2 separate regions of the Homo sapiens genome follow, and region 2 is linked to region 1. A link is a contact called in ENCODE Hi-C data. All regions are on one chromosome and are shown on one strand. Each heading gives the region's core, a stretch centred on a gene start or an enhancer-like site at or near the end of the contact. The rest is flanking DNA. Distances are from core to core; before and after follow the strand shown. Region 1 overlaps ADARB1 (adenosine deaminase RNA specific B1). Region 2 holds the start of LINC01694 (long intergenic non-protein coding RNA 1694).

Region 1 (5,422 bases), core at 326-2,825:
TGGTGCACGCTTGTAGTCCCAGCCTCGGGAGACTGAGGCAGGAGAATCGCTTGAACCCGGGAGGCAGAGGCTGCAGTGAGCTGAGATCATGCCGTTGCATTCCAGCCTGGGTGACAGAGCAAGACTCTTTCTCAAAAAAAAAAAGAAGAACATTTCTTTAGTACTTATTTTTGGCGACTATCTCATGATTCAGCGTCTGCTTTTGAGAGAAGTTGTGACAAATACTAAAATCCCAGTAAAATTAGTATGGTGTCAGATTAATTTACTTATGAGCAGCTGAGTGACTAACTCAGGAAGTCCAGTTGTACATTTCCAGGGAAGCTTTTTCATGGGTTCAGATGAGATGAGGGGAAAGAGAAGGTGTCAGAGGGCTGCTGCTGGCTGGAGGAACGCAGGTGTGCTCCTGTGTCCATTTGCTCTGTGGATACTGACGAGCGCCCACTGGGCCTCAGATGCCCTCTGGGCATGGCAGGGACCAGGCGCTCGCTTGGCAGCTCTCATGTGAGCCGCTCACTGGACACAGCCGTGCTCCCGCCTGGGAGTTCGGGATGGCATGCAGAGCTGTGGGGAGGGAGCGGTCACCAGGGCGTGAGTGTGGACAGATGGGAGTGGCTGGTGCAGAGCCATAGGTAGGGGGCGGTCACCAGGGCGTGAGCGTGGATGGATGAGAGTGGCTGGGAGCCTAGGGGGGACGCCGTCTTTGGGGAGTAGAGACACACCCATGTCTGACTACTGGGTTTTGAGTTTGTGCCAGCAAAGGTCCTGCTTGCCATTTCTGTCTGTAAATGTCAGGAATTTCAGGTAACTGGTTCCCTAGCGAGACCTTTAAAGGAGGCTTTATCTTCAACCGATGCTTTTTTTGGGGGGGTACACAGGCAGTCCAAGTATGGGAAGGTCAAAATCAGGTCACCTTTATCATGGCTTGTGCTGTGGGATGGGATTTTATTTTCAGCCACAGCGCTTCTTCTAGCTTAATTAGTGATAGGAAATCAGCTTCTCTGTAACCAGAGGTTATTGAAAGAATGAGGATCCCAGAGTTGGAATGAGTCTGAAAGAGACGTTGTGGTTTAATATTGCTAAGTTAAGTGTCGATTTGTGACTACCTATTTTTAACATGCCACAGAAGTAAAACATTGCATTAATTATGCCATATATGTGAAATAGCAAGTATTTTTATATAATATAACTGTGCATTGGAGAAATGAATTATTTATAATCCTTTGCACCAATAAATTGTTCTTAAAAGCATAGAAAAAATAATCAGGCCAGAAGGAGATATCTAAAGCATGTGCTGAGAAAGCAAAACTGAAGAGCTGGAAATTATAAAATATTACGACATGATGAGTCATATCTCCTCCTCCTGATTCTGTGTTACTAAATGCTAGCTGCGAATAGAAATCGTGTATTTCCTTTCTTTCATAAAATAAGAGCTAATTTCGGCAGCAAACAGTTTGGCGTGTTATTCTTTTCCCTTTTCAGGGTGGTTTAAATAAAAATAAATAAACATGAAAGATTTTGGCTGGAACATCTTTGGAAGCACGGCCGTCCTCAGCCTCACTGCACTGTCTGGTTTCCCTCTGAGCCTCCCTCCCGGGTCCTGCCTTAGTGCTGTCTGTGCCGTGTAGCCACAGGTCGCACTGCAGGGCTGTGGGGAGTTATTTTTAGTTTCAGGCAGACTCACTGTTTTTGCCTTTCTTTTTGCTTGAAAAGACTGAAGTTATTTCTTGTGTTTTTATACATGAGATTATCTTCTGAGGCTGGAACATCTTGGGGGGATACAATAGATAGAATTCCTATAGTAATTCCCCTGCGCAAGAGGAATTGCTGAGGAGGGCTTCGGGAAACCTTGACTCTTGTTGAAGCCTGGAAAGCTTTCTCAGTCTTTCTCATTGCCACCCCACACCACATCTTCTTTTTGTAACAAATATTTATTAACTCATCTTTTTATTTTAAAATGAAGTTCACAGAAGATATTACCTTATATAATTATAGCCATATAATGTTAAAAAGCAGTGTCATGCTGAAATGTAATATAAAGAGAAACTGAAGATACATAATAAAATAGTTTTCTATGCCACTGTATGGACATTTAGGCACTGCTGCTTTCACTCGGATCACTGAGTGGTGTGGGCCTGTCAGTGCAGGCAGATGTGGGGTAGGTACTGAGCTGGTGACCTGAAAACCATAAGCAATAGAGCTGAGTGGCATTACTTTCTGAAATGGTCAAACCTGAAGGAAGCAGTGTTCAGTCTTCCCTGTCTCTAGGTAGTCTCTGTATTTCTGGAACATTGAGTGTATGTTAAAAGTATAGAAAAATGCATTGTGTCAATCCAAAACTCAGCTGGGCTGGGCTTAGAGAATTATGAGCAGCCTTTCCACCTGCATGGAAGTCCTTTTGTGCAGGACAGTTCCTTGTTTCCGGGGTGGCCCTGCTCCCTCCAGGAGGTTTAGGAGTGCCCATGTCACCATGATGCCTACGCCACTTCTCATGTTGCTACCTGTTGCTACCACCGGGCATCGCTGCCGCCTCCTGCTCTGTGCACAGTGTGGTGTGGCCGCCTGACCGACTGGTCAGGAACTAAAGTTCTCTCGAAGCCTTGACTGAAAGGAGAAGTGAGGAGGGGCATGGAGCCCAGTGCCAAGAGGCAGCTGCGTCTTTAGGGGCTGGCACTTTTCAGAGGGGCTCTTGGGGCCAGAAGGAAAGAGCCGTCATTCAAGGCTTACACAGCGTGGAGGTGCCCTCCCTGGGGTGTCCTGTGTGCTGACCTCTGTCCTGGTGCCTGGCGGTGTCCTGGCGCAGAGCTCCGCAAGCCTCTGCGGGGCTCTTCTCTGTGTGGAGGTTCTCGAGATGGGCAGTCCGGGTGGATGGTCAGGCCAATGAGGGCCTTCGAATGAAGCACATTATTGTAAGGATGCTAATTCTGGATCCTCAGATATTGTGACAAAAACTTGACATTTTTCTTCCTTCAAAGTAATTTATTGACTAAAATAACCAACTGAGCAAAGGTGATGTTTTAGTATCTAAATATTCCAAAAGATTACTGAAATTTTAAAGTAAAAATTTGGCCAAGAACGAGAAGTCTCTGAATGTGCTTTTCTGGCATGACCCCTGTCACCAGGAAGCTGTCAGTGTGGTGTTGGGCCTGATTGATTCGCATCAGCTCAGGTGGCGTCCTATTGGAAGGTCGGCAGTGGGAGAGCAGCTGGCCAGGTCAGAGGATTCATTTCTGTCTGAAGCTTTGTGAGGAACTAAGATGGCTTTTCCAGTAGCCTCTGTCATTCCAGAGAGTTTTAAGATTGCTTTTATTTGTTCTTCTACCCTGGAACTAGGAAGCCAGACCCAAGAAATGTATCCACACCAGGTTTTGCCCATAGTTTTTAAAAATGTTGAATTTCTTTAACTTGAGGCCCTCACAATTTTCTGGGCCCCCATAAGTTATAGAACAGGGACCAGGCCTGCTACCTTGTGGGGGCTGGGTGGGCACTGGCTCCCCAGGGCACAGATCCTTCCTGTGGGTGGGCTTAGGGGATGTGAGGGATTCACTTTCAGATGTGACACTCCAGATGTGGGGTTGGTGGCACATTTTTTTTGTCCGGTTACATCCAAGTAAAAAGGAGGACAAATTCTTACTGAACCTATGCAGTAAACTCCATTGTCAGGAAGAGTAAAGTGTCTTAGCATGAGTGTTCCTGAATTCTGAAAGTTCAGGAGAGTAAGATGTTACCTAGAGAGTGTTTTATTTCAGCTTTGAAAGCAGAGTCTACTGGATTTAGGGCTAGAGATAGACGAAGAAGAAAGAGAAGGGGCTTCTTTGAGCGCACATTAGAAAATACACCATAAAAGAAAATACCGACAATCTTCCAAAGCCACAGTCAGCGTTTCCCTGCCAGCTCCTCCAGTCTTCCTTCCTTCCTGTCTGCTGGGTGGCGGCTCATCTGTCAAGTTTTCACAGTCATGTGCTTCTGGGCGCAAAGCCCTGGTGAGCCTGGCTCGTTTCCCTGGTGGAATCGGACAGTTGTCGAAGGGGTGTCAGCCTCTGTTCAGAAGCCTGAGCCCCTGATTCTGTTCCTTGAAGTGTCAGGAGTTAAGGTGCCTGTATTGAGCAGGGGCTGCCGTTGCTTCTGACTGAGGGTCCTCTTCAGGCCCACTGGCTCTTGGCAGAGCTCAGTTCCTTGTGACCATAGGCCTGTGGCGCTTGGCTCCTGGAGACTGCCCATAGCCCCTGCCCTGTGGCCCTCTTCCCAGCATGGCAGTTTGCCTCTCAAGGCGTATAGGCAGGGTCTCCCCTCTTCCTTTCCTCTCTGACTTCTCTCATCCTTCAGGGGTTTACCTGATCAGGCCAGGCCCACCCAGGAAAATCTCCCTTTTGATGAACTCAGTCAGCTGATGAGATGCCTTAATTGCATCTGTAAAATCCCTTCACCTTTGCCTTATGTAACACTATATCCCATCATGTTCACAGTTCCTCCCGCCTGCAAGGCAGGGGAGTGTACAAGGTGTGTACCCCAGGGGCAGGATGCTAACACTGCACTGACTGAGAAAAGAATTTGTCTTACCTGTACCTGACAGGTGTGTACCTGAAAGAGGTGTGTGCCCGACGGTGTGTGCGACCGATGGGTGTATGCTCGACAGTGGTGTGTGCGCCCACCGGGTGTGTGCCCGACGGTGTGTGCGCCCGATGGGTGTGTGTGCCCGACAGTGGTGTGTGCGCCCGATGGGTGTGTGTGCCCGACAGTGGTGTGTGCGCCCGCCGGGTGTGCGCCCGACGGGGGTGTGTGCCCGACAGTGGTGTGTGCGCCCGACGGGGGTGTGTGCCCGACAGTGGTGTGTGCGCCCGACGGGGGTGTGTGCCCGACAGTGGTGTGTGCGCCCGACGGGGGTGTGTGCCCGACTGGTGTGTGCGCCCGACGGGTGTGTGTGCCCGACAGTGGTGTGTGCGCCCGATGGGTGTGTGTGCCCGACAGTGGTGTGTGCGCCCGCCGGGTGTGTGCCCGACAGTGGTGTGTGCCCGACAGTGGTGTGTGCGCCCGACGGGGGTGTGTGCCCGACAGTGGTGTGTGCGCCCGCTGGGTGTGTGCCCAACAGTGGTGTGTGCGCCCGATGGGTGTGTGTGCCCGACAGTGGTGTGTGCGCCCGCCGGGTGTGTGCCCGACAGTGGTGTGTGCCCGACAGTGGTGTGTGCACCCGACGGGGGTGTGTGCCCGACAGTGGTGTGTGCGCCCGCCGGGTGTGTGCCCGACAGTGGTGTGTGCGCCCGACGGGGGTGTGTGCCCGACAGTGGTGTGTGCGCCCGATGGGTGTGTGTGCCCGACAGTGGTGTGTGCGCCCGACGGGTGTGTGCGCCTGACAGGAGTGTGTCTGACATGGGTGTGTGAGCGCCCGGCAGGGGTACGTACACTCGGGGTGTGTGTGCCTGACGTG
Region 2 (5,181 bases), core at 449-2,948, 460 kb after region 1:
ACACACACACAACATGCCACATAGGCACACACACCACGCACACCACACACACACAAAACACTCCATGTCGACACACAAATCACACACAAACCACACACACAAAACACTCCACATAGACACACATACCATGCACACCACCCACACACAAAAAAACACACCACATAGACGTGTTAGGTAGTTAGACACACATCAGCAGCTGGGAGAGGGTAAAAAGGAGAACAGAGAAGCTGTCATTAAGCCCCTGGCCCACCTAAGTTCAGCCCCGAGCCCGCCCTAACTCCACCATGAGGGACGGAGTTTGAAGTGAAACCTGTGGCCAGCATGTCCTGTGGAAGGGGAAACCAGGGCACAGGTAGAAATCCCTAGAGCAGCATGTGCCCAGTGACCTAAAACTGTAATAACATTTACATGTGGCCCCCCCACACTGGGCTTTTCTTAATGAATTATGGGTAAAAATATGCACAGTTTAATTTTAGCTGTGTCACCATAAGCTGCCAAATGACATCAGCCTGTCACTCAGCCCAAACCTCAGCTACTTCTCACACCCCACAGAAGCACCTTGAGCTCTGTAACCAGGTGCTGATGTCACTTCTCAGAAATCAGCCTGCACACCCTCTGAGACAGTATTACTGGAAATTTCAATCAACCTTGTTTTAAGCTTACATTTTGGTGTTTGCAGTTCTTTGCTCACTGTCACAAGAACCCAGATTGCTGGTTCAGAGCTCTGGCTCTGTGGATCTTGTCGGTTAAAAAATCCATCCGAACACAGAATTCTCGGTAACACACACACAATACACCAGGTGGACATACAACACACACATGCACAAGGATGTTCACGATGACAGTGCTTGAAATAGAGGAAAACAATGCGTCCACATTTCCGTCAGTCAACCGTGGCCCGCCTATGGCCACCCGTCCATAGGGTCTGGATGAGGTCAAACGGGGGCCCCGTCAACAGCACAAGAAAATCATCAGCCAATTTTGCTTGGGAACAAGGGTGCAAAAATCTAAACTTACAGAAATCACTACACAAATCTGACAGTGATTTAAAGATAACACCCGGTGATCAGATAGGAGTGCAGGAGTGCAGAGCGGGCTGACAGGGAAACCTGCGCCTGTTGAGGCAGGAAAATTGGGTCTGGAGGCAGGGAGCATAAGGCAGTTCACACTTCAGCTACCACAGGAAATATCCTCTCCATAGGGCATGGGCCAAGTAAATGACTTTGTAACTTCACTTCATCCTCTCCAGTTACATAGGGTGTACCCCCAAGAAGCCCCATGGCGCCATCACTCCACGGCCCCATCACCCCACGGCCCCGTCGCCCCACGGCCTCGTCGCCCCACAGCCCCGTCGCCCCACGGTCCCATCACCCCATGGCCCCGTCATTTCAGCACTGGCGGCTGCTCTGCCCTGGGATGCGCCTGTCACGTGCAGTGATTTAAACATCAGTGAGGTGATTGATTCAAATACTGCGTACTCTTGCTAGTATTTTCCTTGCATGCTGATATGGTTTGGCTGTGTCCCCACCTAAATCCCAACTTGAATTGTATCTCCCAGAATTCCCACGTGTTGTGGGAGGGACCCAGGGGGAGGTAATTGAATCACGGGGACCGGTCTTTCCTGTGCTATTCTCGCCAGAGTGAATAAATCTCACGAGATCTGATGGGCCTATCAGGGGTTTCTGCTTTTGCTTCTTCCTCATTTTCTCTTGCTGCCGCCATGATTCTGAGGCCTCCCCAGCCATGTGGAACTGTAAGTCCAATTAAACCTTTTTTTCTTCCCAATCTCGGGTATGTCTTTGTCAGCGGCATGAAAAGGGACTAATACACATGCTTTATTGGTGACCAGGAGATGTTTTAAATTTTTCTATATGATTGTGGATTTCTCTTCTTCTTTCTTGGACTCTGCAACTTTGTTTTCTGTAGTTTGAGGCTGGCATCTTCCCGTGGGCTGGGCCCCATGCCACCAGCTGACCCTGGTCTGCTGAGCTCCTTGCCCGTGGTTCCTCTGCTTGGTGTTAATGCAGCCACCCCAGCTTTCCAGACCTCCCTTTCCATTTATCTTTCTGTGGCCTTACATTGAGGGTGTGTCTCCTGCAGGATCCAGTGTATCTTTATCTTTGAATTGAACTTTCTGGTTCTTTTGTTTTGATTCCATTATCTGCGTTTGAATTCTGGCATTATGAATTGTTTTCTGTTTTTCCTACTTGTTCCCTGTTCCTTCTTCTCCTCGTGGCTTCGATTATTTTTTATTCCATGTTTATCCTCTCTTAGCCTGCCAGTTATGAATTACTGTTCATTCAGTAGTTATCCATGTTAAAGTCCAGTGTAAATTCTTCCTGCTATCTCTTACCAGACCACCAAAGATTTACATCACCCCTTTATTCCATCCCACCCTTTGTTCTGTTGTTCTTATGTATTTTAACTCTACTTGCATGTCAAACTCTGGAAATCACTATTGTTATTATTTTCTTTTTCATTTTTTCGGGTCTTGCTCTGTCACCCAGGCTGGAGTGCAGTGGCACCGTCACAGGTCACTGCAGTCTCCAACTCCCAGGCTCTACCAATCCTCCCACCTCAGCCTCCCCAGTAGCCAGTACTACAGGCATACACAACCATGCAGTCTAATTTTTTAAAATTTTTGGTAGAGACAGCGTCTTGCTGTGTTGCCCAGGCTGGTCTCAAACTCCTGGGCTCAAGTGATCCTCCTGCCTCTGCCTCCTAAAGTGCTGAAATTGCAGGTGTGAGCCCCCGTGCCGGACACATTATCATTATTTTCTACCATGTATGCGTCTCTTTATTCACTTCCCTTTCCCGGGTCTGCGTTCCTTCCTTTATCCCCAAGCTCCCACCCCACCCTGGGGGGTCATTTCCTTTCCACCCTAAGAGCCCCTCATCATGGGTGCCGGTCTCTGGGTGGTCACTCCCCGGCCCGTCCGGGGTCACCTCCCTCCCACTCCCCTGCCTGCCTGGGGCCACCTCCCTCCACTCCACTGCTCATCCAGGGTCACCTTCCTCCACTCCCTTGCCTGCCTGGGGTCACCTCCCTCCCACTCCCCTGCCTGCCTGGGGTCACCTCCCTCCCACTCCCCTGCCTGCCTGGGGCCACCTCCCTCCACTCCTCTGCAGCTTCTCTGCATTGCTTCTTCTCCTTCACCTTTTTTGGTTGATTTTCATCTTGTACCCTTGGCATTTTTGGTTGAGTGACAGATGTTCATAGGACAGGTCTCAGGCCACCAGTGGTGCCGTCTCCAGGGAGCCGAGTGGCGCTCGCTCCTGTGGTCACCCAGGGAGGGAGGCCCTTGTGACCCAACTGCAGACTCTGGGAGGGTGGGGTCAGGCTGATTCCCCTTCAGGGTTCCCACCAACAGCTGAGGGGCTTCTCGGGGCCCCTTTGTTTCCTTTGGCCCCATGAGTGCTGAGAGCTGAGTCCGGCTCCCATGGCTCAGCTCAGCTTTTGCTTCCCCAGTTATTGGTCAGCCCGGATCCACGCCGCCCCAAGCATCAGCCCATCATCCTTACTTTCCCCGTCTTTCAGACCTTGGCCCCCAAAATTGTCACTGCTTTAGGAGTTCTTCATTGATTTCGAACAGACATTTTAAGATAGTTTTTTCTAGCTTGTGTTGTGTTTTTAATGGGAGAGTTGGTCAGCGTCTGCTGGAACAGAGCTACGCCTATGGAACCGTAGACTTGTTCGTGCTTTATTGTAAGTTTCAGTCGCTCCTGTGTGCATGTGTGCATGTGCCTGGTGTGTGTGTCTTTGCATGTGTGTGCTCACATCTACATGTGCGTCTGCACATGTGCATCTGTGCATGTGTCCGTCTGTCTGCATGTATCTGTGCATGTGTGTGCACATGTGCATGTGTGTGATCTGAGGCATCTTCCCATGACTGCTGCTTTCTGCTCCAGTTGCTCCTGGCTGAGCATCAGTGCAGCATCAGTGCACCCCCTCAGCACCTGGACACCACTCCAGAGACTTCTGAGCAGAGGCTGACAGCGCAGGGGGGCTTACTAGCTGCCTTTCATGCTGGCCGTGGTGGGTGAGCTGTCCAGCTCTCCTCTCCCAGATCTTCCAGGGGCCAGCAGGCTTCCACTAACCACAGGGCCTGGGGGCACTTCAGTCTACCAGGGCAGATGCTTGCCAGGCCCATGGGGACCAGCAGGCTCCCGCAGGCCCTCCCAAAGCCACATGCAGCAGTGCGGCTGGCAAGCCCCACTTGGGGGAGACCCTGCTGTTGCCGGCCAGGCCTGTGGGACAAGTACAGTCTGACATCTTTGCCGATGGCCTGGAGATGAGCACCCCCTGCTCTCTCCTCGATGTTGCAGCAGAACCCACGCGTAGAGAGGGTTGGGGCGAGCAGTCCAGGCAGACCCCCGGGATTTTCCTGCCGTATTGCACAAGCATTCATGCGTTCATTTAATCTTGCTTTTTTAGGCAATACTTTAAAGACACAAAGTCTCAACAACCATCTTCCGCTTGACGAGACAGATCATTCTAATTTGAGCAGAAGCTACTATGTCCTGCCCTTTGAACGCGGCGGCCCGGACAGCTGACAAGGACACACTGTGTATTTCCATTCCAATTCTGGGAGTGCTCTGAGGCCTCTGGGGGAGAAGGACCCATGAAATATTCAAAACATAAGTGAATAAAATATCTAGGTGCTAGATATGGGCCAGGAAGAGCCCTCGGCCCTGCAAAGTGTGTGTGATGGTGAGAAGCTACCGGAAGAGATGGTCCCTGTGCTTGGTTCATTCCTTGGACATTTATCAAGCTGACGAATGTAGCAGAGGTGCTTCAGTCGGCTGTAATTCCACGGGTGGAGTGCTGGCTGGAGAGTTACCTGGGGCTGTCACACTGCATGGGCTCCGGGACACTGTGGCTGCCCTTATGTGGTGTCCCCGGAGGGCCCTGCAGGTGTCACACCGCTGCTCCACACTGCCACCTGCTGTCAGCATCTGTGCAACGTATCCAGGTCTCTGGGGGCTAGAATGAAAAACATGCATCTCGTAACCAATGAAATCGGGCTTGTCCTGAAGACCTCGTGCATTCATCCATTCTCACACTGCTATAAAGACATACCTAAGACTGGGCACTTCATGAAGAAAAGAGGTTTAATTGGCTCACGGTTCTGCAGGCTTTACAGGAAGCATAGCAGCTTCCACTTCTAGGGAGGCCTCAGG

Evidence for each region. Hi-C counts contacts between places; a loop is a spot of excess contacts on that map. Pooled maps may share reads with other maps.
Region 2: a loop to region 1 is called in a map with no recorded cell type, with 2.3 times the contacts of the local background. The contact joins the promoter of LINC01694 here to the enhancer-like site in region 1. A Hi-C loop is called at or near these places in 6 of 168 maps with a recorded cell type or tissue (B cell, Calu3, HCT116 and 3 more), 8 of 37 single-sample maps with no recorded cell type and 13 of 50 pooled maps.

What each region holds. Positions count from the first base shown.
Region 1 is chr21:45,129,096-45,134,517 of GRCh38, forward strand. The region is part of intron 2 of ADARB1 (adenosine deaminase RNA specific B1); the gene reads left to right. Among named protein-coding and RNA genes, the nearest start is that of ADARB1, 57 kb to the left of the region's middle. RefSeq lists enhancers at 4,418-4,918, 4,919-5,419. Within about 2 kb of position 1,576, at least 19 of the 41 ENCODE cell types and tissues checked have a DNase peak (open chromatin) inside an H3K27ac peak, as active enhancers do; they include endothelial cell of umbilical vein and heart left ventricle, where a contact is called at or near this core.
Region 2 is chr21:45,591,956-45,597,136 of GRCh38, forward strand. LINC01694 (long intergenic non-protein coding RNA 1694) reads left to right here and starts at 1,699. Exons shown (of 2, transcript NR_146912.1): 1 at 1,699-1,753; 2 at 4,436-5,181. All of the region lies in intron 1 of LOC107985485 (a long non-coding RNA gene), which reads right to left. RefSeq lists an enhancer at 3,754-4,255 and a silencer at 4,800-5,094.